Linked DNA regions of Homo sapiens: region 2 is linked to region 1. A link is an interaction called in ENCODE POLR2A ChIA-PET data of the cell type or tissue named here. Cell type or tissue: PC-3. All regions are shown on one strand. Each heading gives the region's core, and the rest is flanking DNA. Links, peaks and the distances in the headings are about the cores only. Region 1 overlaps APP (amyloid beta precursor protein). Region 2 has its middle 84 kb from the start of CYYR1.

The links. ChIA-PET counts read pairs that join two places held together with the same protein. Peaks named below come from ENCODE experiments on the same cell type or tissue, not always from the same donor. Only the 100,000 strongest peaks of a DNase experiment are listed, where the experiment ranks them.
Region 2: POLR2A ChIA-PET joins it to region 1 with 5 read pairs; 2 of 35 experiments call an interaction of 5 or more read pairs at or near these places.

Annotation. Positions count from the first base shown.
Region 1 is chr21:26,110,951-26,122,966 of GRCh38, reverse strand. It overlaps APP (amyloid beta precursor protein), which reads left to right. Exons shown (of 18, transcript NM_000484.4): 2 at 10,821-10,988. It overlaps LOC124900466 (a long non-coding RNA gene), which reads left to right. Exons shown (of 2, transcript XR_007067829.1): 2 at 1-261. Among named protein-coding and RNA genes, the nearest start is that of APP, 54 kb to the left of the region's middle. In PC-3, for the core only: no CTCF peak of the experiment used is centred there; DNase peaks (open chromatin) are centred at 6,346 and 6,876; H3K4me3 peaks cover 456 bases; H3K27ac peaks cover 3,823 bases.
Region 2 is chr21:26,651,156-26,663,171 of GRCh38, reverse strand. No RefSeq gene overlaps it. Among named protein-coding and RNA genes, the nearest start is that of CYYR1, 84 kb to the right of the region's middle. In PC-3, for the core only: no CTCF peak of the experiment used is centred there; no DNase peak of the experiment used is centred there.

The DNA of each region.
Region 1 (12,016 bases), core at 2,063-10,062:
TTTACATCCATGTGAATGTGTGTGCTTTGATGTGTACATATGAGAGACAAGAACAAAAGTAAATGTCAAATATCCGAATTCCTGTTTCAGTGAGCTTTCACGGAGTAAATTCTTTTTGTCTACTTGCCTGTGATCTCTTCTAATATGACTTGCGTTAATGACCTTTAAGAAATCTTTTAATAAAATAAAAAATTTTATTAAAATCTTTTAATAAAAAAATTTTATTAAAATCTTCTAATAAAAAATTTTATTAAAATCTTCTTCATACGTGTTACTTGAATTTACTCATGGCAAGGACCAGTTAGTACCATTTTATGAAATCACAAGCTCATGGGCTTGTGATAAAACATATAAGTGCTTTAAATTTGGCATTGGTAACGGCAGGCCGACTCACTTGAAAAATGCTCTGAACTGCTCTGCCTCATGCTGGTGGGAAGTCAGATGGAAATGACTTTCTAGAGAGTTTAGCTGGCCTCCAAGCTTAGTGGGTACTCACTCTCCTTATCCCCCGATAGCTGCTCTGAGATTTTAATGCACATTGAAGACAATATGATAACTTAACCTGGAAAATTAGCATTTTGGTAAGGGTCTTTAACTTCATTAGTATTTTCATACCACTTTGGTATTAGAAATTGTAAAGATATTAAAGGGTATGGACAATGTGGAATGTATGTACCAGACTCAGCAGTGTATACTGACTCCCTCACTATAGCCCAGAACTGGAAATCCCGCTAACTACCTCTCCCCATCCTAGCCTGAATTGCCCTCTCCACCTATGTTGGTTTTACAATGGCCTGACGCCTGAAAGCTGGTAGAAACTGTATAGGAAAATAGGGTTGGGATAAATTTCTGGGCTGACAAAGGATAGAGGAATATGCTTCTTTTTCCCCTTGTCCAAGTATATCAGCAACTCTAAGATGCAGATTTATCAGTATGGCTCTACTGGGCATGTTCTAGTTAAATGGTAGACCCACTACCTCTTCTGGAATCTTGTTTTCCATTATATTCCCACCTGCAGCTTTTCAAAGACTTATTCTCTTCTCTAATGGTCTCTTGGTTCTTTTTTTTGCCCATGCTCTACGTTCCGAGTGGGTCAACATTGCAGTGGGTCAATGAGAAGAAATAGAGGGGAAAAATAAAAGAACCAGAAAGAAACCTGTTAAGTTTGCACTTACTTGTGCATTAAGCATATTAGCGTAAGCCTTAAACTCTAGAAAACTCACTGTAGTGCTGTAAAGTACCACTGATAAAGTAAAAGTTCATTTTTATGCTGTGTCGTTATTTAGTGATGAATATGATATTGCATAAAAGATGAGGATCTGTAAGGCCAGGCGCGGTGGCTCACGAGGTCAGGAGTTCGAGATCAGCCTGACCAACATGATGAAACCCCATCTCTACTAAAAATACAAAAATTAGCCGGGTGTGGTGACGCGCGCCTGTAATCCCAGCTACTCAGGAGGCTGAGGCAGGAGAATCGCTTGAACCAGGGAAGTGGAGGTTGCAGTGAGCTGAGATCACGCTACTGCACTCCAGCCTGGGCGACAGAGTGAGACTCCGTCTCCAAAAAAAAAAGATGAGGATCTGTGTATAACTGCCAGGTGTTGTGTGAGGTACCATGAATAACCTGGCAATATCCTAACTGTGCAGGTATGAGGAGTGACCCCCAGGAATATAATTGCAATTAAACTTGCAAATTATGTGGGGATACTCTATTTCAGGGCAATAAAATAAATTATGTCTAGAGCTCATAACTCTTACACATATTTGGCTAGGTCTATGCAGCAAAACCCAGGTGATAACTGAGGCTTTAACTTTGGGATTTGTTTGGTGCTGACTCTGCCACATGGTGAAATTTGGTAGGATCTCAGTGCGAGTGTCACATGATCAGTCTGCTTGACCCAACATGCCAGAATTCCATTTCTCAGCCCACTCTCTTCTCTGCATACATACCTACCTCCCGGAGAGGGCTGGGCGGGAGCCTACGTGTGGCAAGAGCCCTCACTGCTTTTGTTACACAGATTTCAACACATATGGCTTGATGGAGTGTGATTGCAGTAGCATGAATGTTTGGTGATGAAATTTGCATGTCCTTTGCTGGGAGAAGTATAATTATAAGATTTTTGTATTCACATAGCCACATGTGAGGTATGAGCAGGAACGGGGTCTATTTAATAGCATTAGATTGCTTTCAGATTTGAAATATTTCCTTTTAGAAATATATTGTGTAAACAAAATATGTTTAATTTTTTTTAAAAACTATGCCTTTGTACAAATTGTTTATCATTTGCAGAGGTCTAAAAAATGTAGGAGAAAAGAAGCTCACAAAATCAATCAGATCTAAAGATTGCAAAGATTGATTACCATCTCCTTAAAAGCTTCAGTACATGTGTTTACAGTATCATTCTATTTGCCTCTGCTCAGATTCTTTCCAATTCTAGGACAACCCAAAGTGTATAGATCATAAGCCATAACTGATCCTACCTTACATAATACATTAAATATAAAATATTTATGGCCAGGCATGGTGACCAGTTCTGTAATCCCAGCACTTTAGGAGACCAAGGCAGGAGGAACACTTGAGGCCAGGAAGTTGAGACCAGCCTCGGCAACATACTGAGACCTTGTCTCTACAGAAAAATTAGCCAGGTATGGTGGTATGGGCCTGTACTCCCAGCTGCCTAAAAAAAGGCAACTTGAGAAAGTTTCTACCTTCTGAAACAATCTATGCCTTGATTCTATCACTTAGTATTTTAGTTATTCCTATCAAATACATGACTGTGTTAATTTCTTTTGCCACAAAAATGCTGCAAAGCCACAAACTCACTCCAAAATTTAGTGGCTTAGAACAATAACCATTTATTATAGCCCACAAGCTCAAGGGTCAGCTGATCCCGGCTTAGCTTGGCTACATTTGATATAAAACAGTAGAAATTTAGAAATTGAATATATGTAGAATATCTCTTGTACCAAAAATGAAGAGGAATAATAGATTTTGATTTTTCTTTGTTGTATTCTGTGCTGGGTGCTAATCTGTCCTAGCTGTCAGAACAAGTAGAAGCCATACTGGAAAATCATTTATTTGTTACTATCAAATTTATTTCAGTGAATGCCATTCAAACCACTCTCTCTGAGGAGCCCAGTTACCAAGTCCTCCACCTTGTTAGCAACATGGACTTAAATGCACTAATTCTAGAATGAGATCTTAGCAAAGTACCAGCATTTGAGATTTGTGCAAATTGAGCTCTTAAACTGTGTGTATATGTGTGTGTGTGTGTGTGTGTTCATTCTAGCACTCCCACTACATACCATACAAGTAGCTGTATAGCAGGTATATATACATGTGTATATGTACATAGGTAGGTATATGTCAACTGTTGAAAAACTAGAAAATACACATTAAATAAAGTAAGGGTTGATAAACATTAGTAGTTGGAACATTGGGAGATTTGGACTTCTACTTTGCAGATTCAGTTGGCTGCATTAGATTTAAGGAAAGAACTAACTTTGGAGAAATTTGTGTTTGCATTTCAGGAGAGATTTCTTAAAGAGGAAACTACCAGAGGTTAGTAGATATTAACATCTAGTGATTTAAATTTGAGAAATGCAAATTAGACATTTAAGCTGTGGGTTTGCTTCCCGTTTTACTTGCTCTAAAAGTAATTTTTTTAAAAGCCAGTAACAAAGACATGCAAAATAGTACTGCCATGGGGGAAAAATTACTTGAAAATAATATTCAAGATTGAAGAATTAAAAAAGCTTGACATCTAGTACCAGGAATGCCAGCTGGCTTGTTCTGTCAAAAAGCAAGCATGTGCTTTGGAATAACACTCTTGAGTAGACTCTAGGCGGGTTTTGAGCCCTTCTGATTATCTAAATAGATGTGGAAGTGACTTATCTTGGTTTTTCTGAGTCAAATGAGATAATGAGCAAAGGCCTTAGTAGGTCTTTGATTTTTGCCTCTAACCCTTTTTCTATCTGCATGTTCACAAGGTCAAGGCTGATGAGATATGGCAATATTGAGAGAGTCAGAATAGGATAAAGATCTCAAATACTATATATATATTTTTTTTTCATTTTTTTTTCCCTTTGGTGACTGTATGAGACATGTCAGTAAAACTTTAAAGACAGGCCAGGCGTTGTGGCTCATGCGTATAATCCCAGCACTTTGGGAGGCCGAGGCGGGCAGATCACTTGAGGTCAGGAGTGGCAACATGGCAAAAACCCGTCTCTACTAAAAAATACAAAAATTAGCCAGGCGTAGTGGTGCACGCCTGTAGTCCCAGCTACTCAGGAGGTTAAAGCACAAGAATCGCTTGAACCCAGGAGGCAGAGGTTGCGGTGAGCCGAGATCACCCCGCTGCACTCCAGCCTGGGCGACTGAGCAAGACTCTGTCTCAGAAAACGAAACAAAACAAAAGACACACAGAAAAACTGTAAAGACAGAATGAAAGAGATGAACTTTTTACATCTCGCTCATTTCATCACATACTATATAGTATGTGTATGGTTTCATATATGTTAGTGTGTGTGTATGTATATATATGAAGTTAAAAGAAAACATTCACCTTTTAAGACTAAATGGACATTGACTAGATTGTAAACTGTTTTTGAGGCTAAGAGTTTGTTTGCCATGCATAAGGCTCTATTTTTTGTAATTCCACTTTTATATTCATTTATATCAGTCCTAGCAGTAGATGCCACTCTTACTGGGTCCTGCCTAAATGCATGCTTCAAATGTTGGTTATTAATTTCACGAGTAGTGAATAACAAAGACTCCTATTGAGGGACCTCTTGATTTCCTACTGGGCACCAGCAGCAAGCATGACTTACTGGCCTTCTTATGAGTGGGTAGGAGTTTTGGGTCAACTTGAGAACATCTATCCTTTGAGTAGTAAAAAAGCTTGGTATTAGGTTGGCACAAAAGTAATTGCGATTTTTGCACCAATCTAATATCAACAGAGGCCGTGAAAAACATCAAGGGAGGATAGCTTGTAATTAGAAGCCAGATCAACAGTGACCCAAAAAGAATTTCAGGTTTCCAGGAGTGAAATATGTAGATTACTCCTCTGAAAGGAATTGTTTTTCTCCTATTCGCTTTCATGGCAAATCATTTTTTAAGCCGAAACTCAAGCTCTGAAATAATTGTGTAGCAAATAGTGGCTGTGAATAGATGTGGCAACTCTCCACAAGGGTAAATAGAAACCACTTGCAGTTTCAGTCATCACATTTTATTTTTCTTTTTTAATAGCTTCTCTATTTTTGCTCACCACAAATACATGCACACACACACACAGGGGCAAAGCCTTGGAAAATTGCAATTTTCCATTTTAATTTGAGAGACAGCCCGGTCACATTAACAGAACCCTTGACGGAATAGGTTGAATTCCCTTCTCTGTCCCTATAACCCCATGGCCTTGGACATATCCTTACCTGGTGCCCTTTCCTCCCTCTTATGGTCCACTTTTGTGATTCTGATTTTAATTTCAGTTCTCTGTTAGTGATGAAATGAGCAACTGCAGATGTTCCGCTTACACTGGAAATACTTTTTTGGCATTTAAAAGAAAACCCTACAGATGAATTATTCCCCTGAAAGGGGTTCACTCAGATTTTCTAGATTATGATTCTAGAAAATAGTTCTTTACATTTGACAATGGAGAATTTAAATGTTTTAATATGAAAATGTAAAGCACTCTTGTGGGGTATAGTTGAATTATGCCCAGGTTAAGGGAATCCAGTATTTATGTCAGGAAACCATGGATGTGATAGAAATAGTATCGCTACAAAGCTGGGCACAGTGGCTCATGCCTGTAATCCCAACATTTTGGGAGGCCGAGGCAGGAGGATCACTTGAGGCCAGGAGTTCGAGACCAGCCTGGCCAACATGGTGAAACCCTGTCTCTACTAAAAATACAAAAATTATCTGGGCGTGGTGGCACAGGCCTGTAGTCCCAGCTACTTGGGAGGCTGAGGCAGGAGAATAGCTTGAACCTAGGAGGCGGAGAGGTTGCAGTGAGCCGAGATCATGCCACTGCACTCTAGTCTGGGTGGTGGAGTGTGACAGTGTATCCAAAAAAAAATACTGAGATTATGCAAGAATCTGACTCGAAGAAGTTTGAACTGATTAAAAAGTACCAAATACTTCATTATATGAGGCCAGCTATTTAGACTAGTCAGCGGGTGGTTCAAATGCAGAAAACAGATGGCTTTCATTAGCCAGAAACCTTAAAATTACATAAATCCACGGATGCAACTAAGCTATGGATCTGTGCCCTCTCCTTGCCAAACAGGACCTCTCAGCTAGCAAAACAGAGAGCTCCTTGTTCACTTTTCCCTCCTAGTTGAGACCCTGTTGGGGAGGAATGCTGCCAAGCCTGCTCTATAAGGAATTTTGATCTCCTAGATGATAACAGAGAGAAACTTTTTGGAGAAAGGGAACACCCTGTTTGAAAGGACAACAAGAGAACTTGTTCAAGAAGGTGGCTTTGCATTTAATTGAAAATTGTAGCAACTGTAGGCGTAGGGTTTCCAGATTCACATCTGCAGACTGGTCCAGATTAGGTATATATGTTTATATTCGTTTATGTTATCCCCTTAAGCCTCTTTTAAAGCCATTTCTAAAAATTGCTTTGGAAAGTCCATTTCACTTCAGTATTCTTTATATTGTGGCTCAAAAATATTTTTTTTCTGGTAACAAAAATATTTTCTTTCTGTTTTTAAGACTTGTAGCATTTTTAAGTTTGATATGTACGTCTCTGTAGTTCAGAGCACTTGGTAAACAGCCTCTTGCTTTTGAGGCAATTTATGAATGCTTCATTGTTTTTAGCTGGTTATTTTGTTCATTGTCAGGAACACTGTTTTCCCATGGGAAAGCATCTCCAGTTTTATGATGTCAGTGGCAAGTCATTCAGTTTACAAGAATTACCTTCATATTCAGTCTTAGAAAAGCATAGACCACAAACGGCCAGTTATATCACAGTTCTCATCTTTTAAATGTTGTCTTAGATTTTTGCAAAGTAATCTTAACTCACCTTAGAATAGTGTTAAGACATAAATAGAACTAAAATGTAGTAGTTAAGTGGTTATATTTCCCATCTACTAAGGTATTTATATTTCTTTTCTTTTAGAAAATAAAAATGTTTAAAAAATTAGGAATAATTATCTTTAGGATGACTTTGTAAGACTGTGCTTTTTTACTGGCAGCAAATACCTGCCAGATTTCAGGTATTTGGCAGGTAAATTGAATCTTAAAAGATTTCAATTTTAAGAGTGTCCATATTAACAGATCCTGAATAGGACCCTGTGTATCATTTATTAAGTCATTTCTTGGAGGCTTCACTCAGGAAAAGGGAGTTAACCCTTGGATGGCAATGTTTAATGTGGCCACATTTCCTTCTGGCTGAATGCCAGGGAGTGGCTGCGCTTAGCAACCAGGCTTTGTTTCATAAATGGGTTATTTGATGCAGGTGAGGATGCCGTGAGTTGTTTGTCTTGTTTTAATTCAGGGAGACAGGCATATGTAGTGAAAGCATGGAATTGTTTGCAGATGGGCTTCAGTAAGAATAGGAAGGTTTCTGGTTCAATTTGTATCTCCAAGCTAATTGCTCTGATTTCCATATACACATCTGGTGTTGGTTCGGGGGGAAAAAATTTTACTTGAGAAACATGGCTTTTGTGAGTTGATATTTATTTGTGAAGGGCCTCTTGTAATGTCAAATGTAAGAAGATCTATACACACAACCAATTTTACAATTTCTAATTCAACAGCTTACCCTATTATTGAGGATTCGCAGTTTAAATTATTAAATGATCTCCACTTGAAGAAAATAGAGCATGTTAATCATCACGATTCTCCAAACATTTATTTTTAAAGTTAATATTAAATCTCATCTGGTGGAAAACCTGACAGGAACTGAAGCATATATTTTCTAGTCTAAACTCTCATTGTTAAAATGAAGACAACATGAGACAGTTATAGCGCCGTAATCAAGTTATTTGAAAAAAATGTTTTAAAAATTACCACTTTTTGGTAGTCAACATACACACATATGCCAACAGATGGCATTAAAAAATGGCAAGAACATGAGACAATTATAGGGTCATAATAAATTTATTTGAAAAAAATGTTTAAAAAATTACCACTTTTTGATAGTCAGCATACACACATATGCCAACAGATGACATTAAAATAGCTGTAAAGTCAAGAAGCAGGGAGGATGACAAAGTGAAAAATAGAAGAAATCAAAGGAAGTTAAGTCAAAAGAGGAAAAAAAAATGAAGCATTTACTTGGTTTGTCAGGTAGGGTGATCCAGTGTATTTTGCCAAAAACTTTCCTGGTTTTAGCACCAAATGTCTCAGAACATGGCAGCTGATGACCTCCCTCACAGTGAGTGATCCCAGAGAGCAATGAAGAATTGTGATGCCCTTCATGACCTTGTTTTGGATGTTACACATCATCATGCCCTTCAGTGACCTTTCTGGTAGCAAAGGGTTTGTTTTTAAAAGAGTTGCAGCATCTTTAAGTCTAATATATACATGCTCGGAAGTTACACCATCATCACTTCTGCTGTACTCCATTTGTTGCACAGACAGACCCTGATACATTGTGGAGTTTCCCAGGGTCCATGAATAGCAGGAGGCAGGGACTATTGGGGGCCTTCTTGGAGGCTGGCTACCCTGGGGAGAGAAATTGTCAATTTCCTCTCCTTGCGGGGAGGAAATGGAATCAAGTGCATTTGTATTGACAAGAAGGTAGAACGCTTTCCTTAGACATTGTAATGAACAGATTGTGGATAAACAAAAGTACAGAGAGAGTTTGAGGCAGAGGAGGAGACTGTTTCAACAGAATATTTACCAGCTATGGTAAAGGCTCATTAGTGTCTCCGTACAGTTAACAACATGCTGCCAAGACTGGAAATCTTTGGGACAGGAATGAATTCGGAAGGTGAACAGAATAAAGTACTGTGGGAACAATGGCGATTCCATTAGTGGATTGTACATTCCTTACGGGCAGGGCCCTCCATAGCATCTGATGTAGGGCCTTATCCACAGGTATCTGATTATTATTTGACTTTCTTTAATGTTTTTGCAGTGTTATTATCTATACTACTTATTTCAGTAAGATTGACAACATTTGCATTTCGATTTCTAAGATCAAGACAATGAATTTCCTCTTAATCCCTCAGGAAAGCTGTGAAATTTAAATTTATAGAGCATTCTACTTAGCCTGCTGCTTTGCATCTGTCAGAGAATGAGACCCCCCAGTTTCATGGAAGTCACAGGAAGTGGCAAGGGGCTCAGATGGAGTTGAGGGGTTCTAGCTATTTCTGCAGATGATCTGGATATTTTGGCATCGGCTGCTTTGACTTAACCATCTGGCAATGTAAAGGCAGAATTTCGTTAAATATTGGAAAAGTTACTTGAAAACATGGCTCTAGAGATTTTGCCAGCAGCTTTTGCACTCATGACTTGGTTCAATCTAAGACCTGTTTTGTTTTTTTGTTGTAAGGACCTAAGTCCTCTGTTGGGTTTTGACGAAGTATGTGTAAAAATGACTAAAATGGCCAGAGGTATCTTATTTTACATTTATGTGGGAAGAAATGTTTGGAAACTGTTTCATTTCTTTAACTGAAAATTTCTCAGTGCAATTTTAGTTGGTGTTTTTCCTCCTGTGGACAGTTTTTAGGAATGATACAAGTTATCGTGGAATCACCCAGTTCTTGAGTGTGTGAACGAATGGCTTCTGCTGGAAGTTAATTCTTCTTGGCATGGGTGTCTCACATTTCCCCAGCAGCTGGATTTGACAAGGGAGGGCCTATCATGATTAATATGCCTTCTAATTGATTGGTTTAATAACACCTTTACTCCTGTGGATATATTTTTCATTTCTTGCTGAATTTTTTTTTCTTTTTGAGATACCAGAACCTGTTAAGTGACACGGTATAGATATTTCAGGACTTCCATTTTCTCTTTTAAAAATATTTTTGTAAAGGTAATGCCTGTACACAGAAGAGTTTGAAAATACAGAAGGCACCCTTTTTCATGAAGTTATTTTGTGAAGTGGTCTATTGCCTGCAATGGTAATAGCTAGGACCCCTTACTTACTACCCAGCAGGCACTATGTAGAGCTCCAAATGAGAAAATGTTGGCTCCTTGCAGATGGTTGGGAGAGGAGACACCAGCACTCTTAACAGACTTGTTAAGAGTTGAGACTGATAACCAGAGAATATTCTGGGGGAAACCAGGAGGGATCGCCAACATACTCAGTTATATTTGTGGATGGTGAATTCTACAGTGAATTTTTCTGTTCAAAATCATAATACAGTCACTTGCTAACTACCAACGCCATACTTGCTCTCAGTGCTGAGAGGTGGCACAAATATTATTTTCAGTCTTGGTCATCAGGCAGGGCCTGGCAGGCATCATGCTCTGTGTGAGTCAGTGGAGTTTATTATAAGAATGCGGTAGCCTCCACAGTGATTATATTTATTATAGGAAAACGTGTAATTTTGTTGTCAGAACCTTTCAGCAGGTACCACAAAATCTCATATGGGAAAACGTGTAAATTTTTCATGAATAAATTCCTTTCGGTATTGGTAATTTCCTTCTCTGTTTTAGTATAAAAGAAAGCATTGCCTTATAGGTGGCTAAGAACATCTGTAGCATACATAACACTTAATCTAAAGGAGTGTTGAAGACCGGGCTGATTCCTAATTGAGAATGAGCAAGAATAGAACTCTTTTTGATAGTTATCCCTGTTCTTCCTCCAAGCCTCTGCCTTGGAGCTATGGATACTATAACTAACTGAAGCTTCTTCTTTCAGGTACCCACTGATGGTAATGCTGGCCTGCTGGCTGAACCCCAGATTGCCATGTTCTGTGGCAGACTGAACATGCACATGAATGTCCAGAATGGGAAGTGGGATTCAGATCCATCAGGGACCAAAACCTGCATTGATACCAAGGAAGGCATCCTGCAGTATTGCCAAGAAGTAAGTCCTGTCCGGTGGCTAGCAATTCACGTTGGATCACATGCATTTGTTTTCAAAAAATTTAACTTCTTGTATTTTGCATCAGTATTTTAACCCTACAGTAAAAATCTTGGTTCCTAATGATTCACCATACCATTAATATATTTATTTGCATTACCCTATGATATACATATAAATGTTTTTAAAATTATGATGTCGTATTATGACCATCACTAAACAGTAGTTTAAGATGTCACAGCACTTTTTTTTTTCCTCACTCTGTCACCCAGGTTGGAGTGCAGTGGCAAGATTATGGCTTACTGTAGCCTTGACCTACTGGGCTCAAGCAATCCTCCCACCTCAGCCTCCCAAGTAGCTGGACTATAGGCACATGCCACCAGGCCTGACTGATTTTTTTTAATTTTTAGTAGAGATGGGGTCTCCTTGTGTTGGCCAGGCTGTCTGAAACTCCTGGGCTCAAGCGATCCTCTGGCTGGACCTCCCAAAGTGCTGAGATTACGGGTATGAGCCACCATGCTCAGCCCTCCACACTCCTTTCATCTTCAGTATATATCTCACCACGGCTCTACAGTCAAGGTCTTTTGGTTAAAAGTGCTAGCATTAATTTTTTTCTGTTACCAGCTTGATACATATTTTAGTTCATTTGTATCTGTTTGTATTCTATTATAGTTTGGTTTTTTCCTCCCTTATTAATTTTACTTTTTGACTATCATGTTAGTTCTATGAAATATACTCAGAAAGCTCACTTTTCACTCATTCTCTATTGATAAACATTTTCATTGTTCCTGATTTATTTTTTTGGCAAAAGAAAATACATATTTTTCCTTCTTGTACAAAAAAAGTACAAAGTTCACTGTTCTGCACTTTGCTTTTTTTTTTTTTTTTTTTTTTAACTTAACTTTGTATCCTGGAAATCATCCTTTGTCATTTCGTGGAGATCTTCATTTTTGTTTAATTCTTTGTAGTCTTTTTGCTGTTACTATACAGGGTGCTCCTTTCTTATTCAATTTAAAATAGCTGGAGTTCCA
Region 2 (12,016 bases), core at 2,390-10,389, 540 kb before region 1:
CATTATTATAATTAAGTGACATTCACTTGGATTAAGTAGTAATAAAAGGAGTGAAATTTTCTAGTTATTTTTGATCCCAAGCTATTTATCACTGCTTCATGTGTGTAGTTGAAAACAAAATATGTACAAGTGTTGCACTGGTTTGAAGATTCCAGTGGCGAAACTTACCAATCAGTTATCTGTACTGCATCTAAAAACCAGTCTTGGAAATGTATGATAATACTCTTTTAAAATAGCTGAAAAGAAATTATTGCGTGCTGCTTCTTACTTTGTCCTTGCTTTGTTTTATAATATTTAGGTGAAAGGAGATTATTTGCCCTCATACTGAATTTCCAAAACTGATATTTGCATTTACCATTTTTTAAATGATAGAAAGTTAATTTTTTTATGAAGGCAAATTAAGAAACATTGTAAAGAAATACACTGGCAGATTGATAAGTTTAATGTAGAAACTATCGCATTTTTGATGCCTTTGATCACAGTTCTGTCAATAGAATGCTAGTAATTAGATACACGCAAGGAGTCACTTAACCACTTTAATACAATGGGTTGGAACTTGTGTTAAATTGAGAAATTAAAACTTCAATTTCTATAGGCCCAGAGATTATTGCAGAAGAGGTGGGCATGTGAGATGGTAAGGAACAATTAGTTAAGGAATAAGATTAGTTTCGAGTTTTTCTAGAACTTAAAAATTAATACCAAAAGCACACTGATGCAAAGCCAGCCTCTGGGTCTGGGCCCCTGTGTCAGAATAATAGGGTTCTCTTCAAGCAATGACCTAATCTTTAATTTAAAAAAACTGTAAAAGCTTATAAAAGGTTCGTAAAAACCTTACTTTATGGTCAAACTAATTTCAAATGTGAGATAGTGTTTAACTTTATTTGGGTTATGTTTATATAGCTGTGTTGTAAATATGTGTTCCAGGATTGTATAAGATTCTTAAAATTCTGATATGTCAATATATGCTGTCAGAAATAATCATGATTATTGTGATTTTTTTGTTTTTGAGACAGGGTCTCACTCAGTCAACTGGGCTGGAATGCTGTGGTAAAATTTTGGCTCACTGCAACCTCCACCTCCCAGGCTCAGGCAATCCTCCCACCTCCGCTTCCTGAGTGTCTGGGACTACAGGTGTGTGCCCACCACTCTCTGCTAATTTATCACTATTTTTTATAGAGACTGAGTTTCACCATATTGCCCAGGCTGGTTTTGAACGAGCTCAAGCGATCTGCCTTCCTTGGTCTCCTGAAGTGCTAGGATTACAGGTTTGAGCACTGCACCTGGTCGATTATATTAAATTTTGGTATGCCACAAAAATAACCATTTTTGGACAAGTGTGTCTGTCCTTAGACTTGTCATCCACAATTGTTTTTGCTTTTTTTCCCCAAAAAGTAGCTTATAATCAGCTACAATCTACAGCTTGCTCTTTGGGGGGAGTTCATGAAAAGGACTCTTAATTGTAGGTTTCTGATAACTTTGGACATGGTACCATTGAACTAGAGAAAAACCTCCATGACTCTAATAAAAAGGCTGATGTGCTCATGAAAATTACTAACCCAATATGAAGCAAAGTAGGTATTAATTGCATGAACAAGTGATGGAGGACTGGAATAATTTATGGGCTTTTTATTTGAACATTTGTGATTCTTTTTGTTTTGTTTTTCAGGAATCCAGAGAACTTTTTTTTATCTTTGAGCTACTTATATCCTTTAACAATTGAATAAAGTATACAGAATTTGAGAAATATTTCACTCTCTCTGCTTAATTTCTCTGGAATTCACAAACTGAATATTCTTTATTCAGAGCAATGTGGTTGTTTGCATAAATTCAATAAGAATCTGTTTTCTTTTATAACAGAGCACAGTTGGATAAACTCCTTATTTTCCCAGAGCTTTGACTGAAATAGTTTTGTTAGAGGTTCCAACAAAGCCAATTTAGGAGAGCCGATATGGACAATGATTCTTGCTGCAGTTTGTGTGAGGAATCAGGCCAAGTATCGTGGGACTGAAGCTTATTCTGCAGGTAGATTGGTCCTGCTGTGATTTGTCTTCGATCAAAGTGGGGAACTGGAGAGAAAATGATTGTGTTTCAAGAAAAAAAAATAAAATTAGGTTAACCTTTTATTCCTGGGTGGCCACATGGTCACCCATGGTATGGAGCTGCCCACAACACCATCCCTCAGCATGCAGCAACCAGAAAGACAGACAACCAGATTCACAATGATTGAGGAATTGATAAATATTGATTTATTAGAAAGGGTTGGGGGGTACTGAAACTGGCTCAGTTGTCTCATAGAACTGATGTTTACGGTTTCTTTTGAATAAACATAGAAATTGACTCTCCCAATCTTGAAACTTGAGAAAGTTACATTTGTCTTATCTGAGTTCTTATCTCAGGAAATCAACCGTTAAGCCTCAAGTTCCCTGATAGTATCAAAGAACTGAAATTTACCAAATAACCGAATCTGAACAATAAGACACCAGACCCCTCACCCATCATGACTGCCTTACTGACCACCTGCTTCCTGTTGACCAACTCTTCTTTCTTACCCCTACTTCATATTTACGTGCATGTAGTTACATTTCTTCCCTGCTGCATAACTCCCTAATATTTGTGGATCAAAGAGATGGATTTGAGGCTGATTTCCCAGTTCTTCAGCCATAGCCTCCAAATAAAGCTTTCTTCCCTGGCAATACTCATTGTCTCAGTGATTGGCTTTCTGTGCACTAAACAGCAGGACCTAGACCAAATCACTTATGTTTCAGTAACACGACCTCAGCTTCCTGAGTATCTGGGATGACAAGCATACAACACCATAGCCAAATCATACAGTTGTTTTTTATGTCTTAGCTGTTGCTTTTAAAAGGCTCTATGTTCATGTTTGGGTGTATTTTTGTTTATTTTTTAATGACGTTTATTTTCTGTCATATTTTATTTCAAAAGTTCTTTTGATCAGGGAAGTACATTTCCTATGAAAAACATTCTTCCCAGAATCCATGAGAGGGGCCACCCCATGCAAAAGACACTCAGGTTAGAATCATCAATCATAGACCACAAAATCAAATTACATTCCTTATGTAAACCTGATAGAATTTCTTTTTTTCCATGAGAGATCAAATAAAGTTTAAAGATTCTAATGCAGAATTTTTTACTCCTTAGCTCAGCTAGGTCCAAGTTCTTGTCTCATGACCAGGAAGATTTAGGCATGCAGACAGTTGAAGAGTGAGTGGAGTATAATTTATTAAGCAAAAGGAAAGTTATCAGCAAAGAGAGGGGTTCTGAAAGCAGGTCGTCGGTTGCCCCCTCCCAGTTGAATACAAAGCCTCTTGATATGGTTTGGCTCCACGTTCCAAATCTCATCTTGAATTGTAGCTCCCATAATTCCCACACGTTATGAGAAGAATCCAGTGGGAGATAATTGAATCATGGGGCTGTTCCCTCCTTACTGTTCTCGTGGTAGTGAATAAGTCTCACAAGATCTGATGGTTTTATAAGGACTTTCCATTTTCACTTCACTGTCATTCTCTCTTGCTGCTGCCATGTAAAAAGTGTCTTTCTCACCTTCTGCCATGATTGTGAGGCCTCCCCAGCCATGTGGAACTGTGAGTCCATTAAACCTATTTTGCTTCCCAGTCTTGGGTATGTCTTTATCAGCAGCATGAATATATATGCTAATGGGGCTGGATTCCCTATTTGTATAAGGTGTGAATTTCTTGTGGCTCCACCCCATTCCCCTAGTGCACATGTGAGCCCTTAGTCAGCTGTGGGCATGTTTAGGCAAGCCCTCTGTGCAAGTTTCCTTATCTGCATAAAACATCTGGTGTAAGCATTTGTGGGGCGGGTCAGAGGTTCTCCAGGGACCCTTCCCTTGCTGTCTGCCTAAAGCAAGCTGGCTAACTCCTTTCAATTCCTTGTGGCCCAAGTCTTCAGTTGTTTGCACAAGATTTCAGTTTCCTTAATATTTCACATTATTCTCATCATAGTACTTGCTTCCACATCAATCAGTAGACGTGGAGATTGTCATGAGTTTGTTAGATCTCGAAAGTTTCTTGTGACATATCAGATACTTACAGTGAGAATATGGGTCATCTATTAAGAATGTTTAGCCCATTTTCCACCATTCTTCAGAAAATCATCAATAACTATAGTCCTTTCTTTCTTGAGAGATCAGAATTAGCCTTTTTCCACCTATCAAATTGCCCTTATTGTTCCATGTATCATGTAGTACTACTGCTTAACCAGTTATGGAATCACCCCTTCTTTAAAAAAAAGTTTTACCTGTTGCCTTACTTAGAGTAGTATAGAACTTACAATTTTTCTTTTGAGCATCATATTTTTCCACTTACTGACATCTTGATAATGCTCTTGGTAGTACTTTGCTTTCTCAAAAACATTCTTTTTAATGTGTTTTGTGAATTTTGTATTTTTTCTTTTTGTCTAACAAGTTACCATGTTTGCTAATGAGTTAGGGAGAAGTAAGCCTTACACCTTTTCACTTTGTGCTCAGATGATCTAATCTGTTCTCATAGCATCAGGAACTGAAAAATATTTTGGTCAAGATGTCAAACACAAGCAAAGCATGTATCTGCATATTACTATAATTGTTTATGTTTTCATACCAATAACTGGCTTTTAAACTATAACCTTGTCTGTCATGCCTACACACACACACACACACACACACACACACATATGCACCCTTCTCATCTTCCATCTTTAAAACTTGTAAAATTGTTACATATTTATATGGTAAATCATCTTTTTAAACACTTACTCTACTATGATTGCATAACTCCAGGAAGCAGTTGCAGAAATGGAACCACAAAGTAAGCCTATCATCCCAATCTTTTTGAGATATATCTCTGCTAATTAGGGAAAATGTGAACAATATCAGCTCAGCTCCTTTCTGCAATAATCAAGTGTTCAAAGATCCATGAAGTATCTCCACATCAAACAGTCACATTTCCACATATTTAAAAATCATGGAATCCTTGTATTTATACTAATACAATACACAACTACTTGTAAGTATGTGCTTTATAGACACATATCCAAAACATAGGTTTAGTTTGTATATCAGCCAGGGTCCTGGCAGGAAAAGATGACATGCACAAACTGAGTAATTTGAAGAAAGTGTAATAAAAGGGTAACTTACAAAGGTGTAGACAGGGTTTAGGTAAACTAACAAGTTTGTTGTTGAAACTGGGACTAGCAACCGCAGTGAGTTGTTACCCGTAAGCCAGGTAAGGAAAAGTAGGAAGCCAGTGACTGGAACTTGAAAAAGGTATCTGTCTGAAGAGAGCTTTTGGAGAGAAACTGGCCTCATGTAGAGGAAGGCAGCCAACACTCAGGGAGGGAGCCTGAGCAATATGTACACTTGACCCTTGAACAACACAAAAGTTGGAAGCCTGACCCTCTGTGTAGTCAAAAATCCAGTTATAACTTTTGACTCCCCAAAAATGTAACTACTCACAGGCTACTGTTGATCAGAAGCCACACCAATAGCATAAACAGTCCATAACACATATTTTGTATGTTGTGTGTATTATATACTGCATTCTTACAATAAAGCAAGCTAGAGAAAAGAAAATGTTATTAAGAAAATCATAACATTTCCCAGTTATTAAGTGGCAGTGATCATCATAAAGGTCTTCATCTTCATAGTCTTCACATTGAGGAGGCTGAGGAGAAAGAAGAGAAGGGGTTGATCTTGCTGTCTCAAGAGTAGCAGAGGTGGAGGAGGTAGAAGGGAAGGCAGGAGAGGCAGGCACAGTCGGTGTGACTTTACGGAAGTATGTTGTGATTTCTCTCTGACGTTTTGAGTTTTCATTTCTTTAAAAATGATTCTATACAGTTCCAATCCTTCTATCATTTGCTTTAGCTCCAATGCCTGTATCATAGAAGGGTTCATGCTATTGAAGACGTCAGAAGTAGTCTTAAATAATCAGAATCCAATTGCCATCTTTTCTAATGTCAATTTGTTTTCTGGCATTGCATCTTCTATGTCTTCTTCCTCATCATCTGGCACTGATTTGGAAACACTTATCTCCATCAAATCATCTTCTGTTAATTCCTCTGGTGTGATGTCTATTAGCTCTTGAATATCTTCAATATCTATATCTGAAAACCTTTCACTCTCACCTTATTTGCCATATCTACAATATCTGTCATAATTTCTTTGATTGGCTCCTGTGAATTCACATACAACATCTGGACACAGTTTTCTTCAGAAGGAATGTATTGTTTTAAGCTTCATGGCTTTCACAGCTTTTTCTATAACAACAATGAAATCTTCAATGGTGTGGTTCCTCCAGACTTCCATGATGTTCTATCAGAGTTCTCTTTGATAGTATTGATGATCATTTCCATACAGTACCATGTGTGATGAGCCTTCACAGGTTCTTATGACCCCCTGATATAGAAGCTGAGTTGGAATGTTGTGTTTGGGGGCAAGCAGACTGCTTCAAAGCCTTCAGCATTGAACTCACTGGGTTTGGGCCATTGTCCAGGGCATTGTCCCATATCAAAAGAACTTTAAAAGGCAGTCTCTTACTGGCAAAGGTAGTTCCTGACTTCAGGGACAAAGCAACAATGGGACAAATCCAGAAAAAAGTGTTCTTGTTGTCCAAACCTTCTTGTTGTACAACCAAAAGAACTGACATCTGCTGTTTATCTTTTCTCTTTAAGCCTCAGGGGTTAGAAGCTTTATAGAAAGAGGGGCCCTCAGTATAAAACTGACTGTATTTGTGCAAAACAGTAGAGTTAGCCCATCACTTCCTACCTTAAAACCTGGTGCTCACTTCTCTTCCTTACTAATAAATGTCTTTTGTGTCATTTTATTTTTGGAATAGGGCACTTTCATCTGCAATAGAAATCTGTTCAGGAAAATAGCCTTTCTCTTCAATGATTTTCTTAATGTCATCTAGGAACTTGTTTGCTGCCTCTTGGTCAGCAAAAGATACTTTTCCTGTTTTCTGGAAATTTGAAAACCCAAGCCTCTTTCTGAGATTATCAAGCCATCTTTTGCTGGCATTAAATTCTTAAGCTTTAGACTCTCCACCTTCCATTTGCTTTAAGATGTCATATAATATTTTTTGCTTTTTCTTGAATCATGTTAGGATCTATAGATACGCCTTTCTTATAGCAATCCTGCTCCCATGTGAAAGCTGCATTCTCAATACGAGATAAAAAGGTATTTCCCCAGAAATGTAAGGTTTTCTTGCTGCTAGCATAGCTGCAGCAACAGCTTCACAAATTTCTTTTTCTTTTTCTTTTTACAATGGTCCTTACATTGAACTGATTTATCTTGAAATGGTGGCTACCACAGATGCAGACCTCAATCTGTGGTACCTATCAAGAAATTCAACTTTTTCTTGTAATGTCATGACTTTTGTCTGCTTCTTGAGAGCACTTTTGGCATCACTCGTGGCACTTCATATAGATCCCATGGTGTTATTCATGATGAAAAATACGTGAGAATTGCAAGTCACTTTTTACTGTGATACACAATTTACTGGAGAGATGAACTGCTCACGCAGAGATGATTAGCGTCACATGGCATTTTAAGCAATTACTTTCAACACATGAGCTCACCGCAATAACAACAGGAGGTGGCTACAAAATTATTACAATAGTACAGTATGTACTACAGTTAACGTTATGCAGTTTTAATACTGCATTTTTAGAATTGTTTATATTTCTTTCCATTGCAAATGGCATCATGTATGGTCTGTGTTTGTGCACATATGTTTTAATAAATTTCAACTTTTTATAATAGATTTGTGTATATTTTATTGTAGCAAATAATAAAACAGACTAATTTCTAAAATATTTTATGTCATTTTATGTAGCTATGACAAAATTATCTTATTTTTTTCCATATTTGCAGGCCATGCAGTTCATCTGTTTTTTCAAATTGTCATAAATCTCCAAAAAATTTCCAATGTATTTATTGAAAACTATCCACATATGTCTTCTTTTGAGAAGTGTCTGTTCATATCCTTCACCCACCTGTTGATGGGGTTGTTTGTTTTTTTCTTGTAAATTTGTTTGAAAGAGACACTTCTCAAAAGAAGACATTTATGCAGCCAACAGACACATGAAAAAATGCTCATCATCACTGGCCATCAGAGAAATGCAAATCAAAACCACAATGAGATACCATCTCACACCAGTTAGAGTGGCGATCATTAAAATGTCAGGAAACAACAGGTGCTGGAGAGGATGTAGAGAAATAGGAACACTTTTACACTCTTGGTGGGACTGTAAACTAGTTCAATCAATGTGGAAGACAGTGTGTCGATTCCTCAGGGATCTAGAACTAGAAATACCATTTGACCCAGCAATCCCATTACTGGGTATGTACCCAAAGGATTATAAATCATGCTGCTATAAAGACACACGCACACGTATGTTTACTGTGGCACTATTCACAATAGCAAAGACTTGGATCCAACCCAATGTCCAACAATGATAGACTGGATTAAGAAAATGTGGCACATATACACCATGGAATACTATGCAGCCATAAAAAATGAGTTCATGTCCTTTGTAGGGATATGGATGAAGTTGGAAACCATCATTCTCAGCAAACTATCACAAGGACAAAAAACCAAACACTGCACGTTCTCACTCATAGGTGAGAATTGAACAATGAGAACACTTGGACACAGGAAAGGGAACATCACACACCAGGGCCTGTTGTGGGGTGGGGGGAGGGGGGAGGGATAGCATTAGGAGATATACCTAATATAAATGACGAGTTAATGGGTGCAGCAAACCAACATGGCACATGTATACATATGTAACAAAACTGCACGTTGTGCACGTGTACCCTAGAACTTAAAGTATAATAAAAAATATATACAAAAAGAAAAATATCCACATATAAGTGGACAGAGACCTGCACCCTTCAAATCTGTGTTGTTCAAGGGTCAACTGTCAATCTTAATCTCACTCTTCCATCTTCTGCTCCAGAATCCAGAGGATAAGAAATCCATGATGTAGCAGCATGCTGGGACATAAAGCAGGATGGGAATGGGTAAAAAGTGGGTCTAGAAGGATTAAATAGAAAATAATCCACACAATCACTACACCTGAAAATCGTAACCATGTGAAACAACAGGGCAGGCACACCAGGACAGATCTTTCAGTCCAATTTGAGCTCTAGAATATGGCATTCCAAAAGTGGGATGCTACAAATAGTCTCATTGAGAGTCAACTTGCACAATGTATTGTCCTACCCTTACATCAATTTCTGAAACAACTTCTCTTTGCACTTCCCCTGTAGTTACATGCATAATAAATTCTGACAACTCTTATGAAGTCATGGAATAACTTTCTTCTTATGTTTCCTATCAATGTCATTAGCCCTTTATCTTGTTTGAGTTTCCATCAGCAATGTTTTCAAGTCCCAAGATCATTCATGTATCCACAAGCAATGATACGCCAGATTTGGACAAATAATACTGAATACTATCTTATTTTCACTGCCATGATCAAGGCAGTGTGGATTGCTGCCAAGTCCAAGAGAAGTGAGGTCAGCAGCTGCAAGCCACCTCCGTCATTTAGAAAAGCTTCGTGATGTAGTGTGTCGTTTCGATGTGACACTGTCTCACAGAGTTAAAATGATGTGCAAGGAACTGTTCAATGGAAATTTAGAAATTTCTCTTTTTCTCAATTTTAGTGTAAGGAAAATGTCTGCTCAGTTAAAAAAAAAAAAAAAAAAGTAGTAGTGCCACCCAGTTTCAGGCAGAAATAGCTGCAGTAACACCCTTTTCTGACCAGAAAGATGAATTGCCTGTAACTATTACCACTTGAAAATTTTGGCCTAAATTTTCAGCTTTAATGTAGTATTTTTAAAAGCAGGAAAATCTTGTTCTACTGGAAATGTTCGTGCTTCTTCACTCTTCGGCAGAATATACTGCATCCAAGAAAAGAATTTATTTTTCTCCTTTAAAATTTCAAATCTCAGTGATTATGGGGAAAAAAATCTGTGTTGGGTGGTGCAATAAAGGCTTCACATAAGTAGGCAGCTGTAATATGTTTTAGGCACAGAAGCAAACTCTTCATGTTCTAGCAGCTAATTAAGATAAAGATTTGCTTGGCATGCAATTTTGCTTCCCTAACATCTTTTATATTGAAGTCACTCTGACTTAGAGAGCATCCTACATTTTAGTCACTGACCCATAAAGTACAAATGAAAGCTGGTAAAAGGAAAACAATCAGCATTCTGAATAACTCGCTGGGAAATGCCTCAAACTTGAAGGATGTTTTAATAATAATTCACCAATCAATTCCATTAGTCTTAAAGATGAGACAAGTACAAAGAGAAAATTTGAATTACACAGCTCCTCTTGCTACAATTTAAAGCTATTTTGAGCTAAGTTTAAACCTTTTGAAATGTAGTATCTTGCTGTCTTTGAGCCAGAAAAATGCAAGATACTAATAGTAAAACCCAATTAATAATAAACTATATTTCTGTGCTTCACATTTTTGCTCAAGTGATGCCCTTTATATCTCAATGCCATATTTTAACAGCTCTCTTTATTCAAAAAACCATGCCAAGCAAAGGTAATTTAAACTGCTTTTATCATGCAACCTTAACACCTAGTTTTTAAAAATAAGGATTTCTTAAAAAGTTTTTCATCCACTGTAGCCTTTTTTTAGTCACTATCTCTCTTAACATACTTATTTGTTCTACTCGTGCTTTACCTAATCCTAGCATGCTCTGCTAATGAATTTATTTGTTTCTGATCACTTTTTCAAATGACAGTTTTGTTTTTTTGTTTGGGAGATTTTGTTTGGGGTTTTTTGCATATATATTAATTTCCTGAGGCTGCCATATTAAACTGTCATATCAAACATATTCTATACCACAAACTTGGAGGCTTAAACAACGGAAATTTATGGCCTAACAGCTCTGGAGGTCAGAAGTCCAAGATGAAGGGTCAGCCAGGTTGGTTCTTCTGAGGACTGTGAGGGGAAATCTGTTCCTTGCCTCTGCCTTAGCTTCTGGTGGTTTGCAGGCAACCTGACATTCCTTGGTTTGTAGCTGTATCATCTCCATCTCTGCCTTCATCTTCCCATGGCATTCTTCCTGTGTGTATGTCTTTGTCCAAATTTCTCCTTTTTGTAAAGGCAACAGTCATCTTGGATTAGGGGCCCACCCTACTCCAGTATGACTTTATCTTAACTAACTACATCTGCAATGAACCTATTTCCAAATAAGGTTACATTCTGAGGTCCTAGAGGTTAGAACTCCAACATATGAATTTCAGAGTGAAGGAGGAACATGATTCAACGCATAACAGCTTGTAACATTGTGTACAGAAGGTGCAACTTTTTTTTTTTATTATACTTCAAGTTTTAGGGTACATGTGCACATTGTGCAGGTTAGTTACATATGTATACATGTGCCATGCTGGTACGCTGCACCCACTAACTCGTCATCTAGCATTAGGTATATCTCCCAATGCTATCCCTCCCCCCTCCCCCCACCCCTCAGAGAACTGCAAATCAAAACCACTATGAGATACCATCTCACACCAGTTAGAATGGCGATCATTAAAAAGTCAGGAAACAACAGGTGCTGGAGAGGATGTGGAGAAATAGGAACACTTTTACACTGTTGGTGGGACTGTAAACTAGTTCAACCATTGTGGAAGACAGTGTGGCAATTCCTCAAGGATCTAGAACTAGAAATACCATTTGACCCAGCCATCCCATTACTGGGTATATACCCAAATGACTATAAATCATGCTGCTATAAAGACACATGCACACATGTTTATTGCGGCATTATTCACAATAGCAAAGACTTGGGACCAACCCAAATGTCCAACAATGATAGACTGGATTAAGAAAATGTGGCACATATACACCATGGAATACTATGCAGCCATAAAAAATGATGGGTTCATGTCCTTTGTAGGGACATGGATGAAATTGGAAATCATCATTCTCAGTAAACTATCGCAAGAACAAAAAACCAAACGCCGCATATTCTCACTCATAG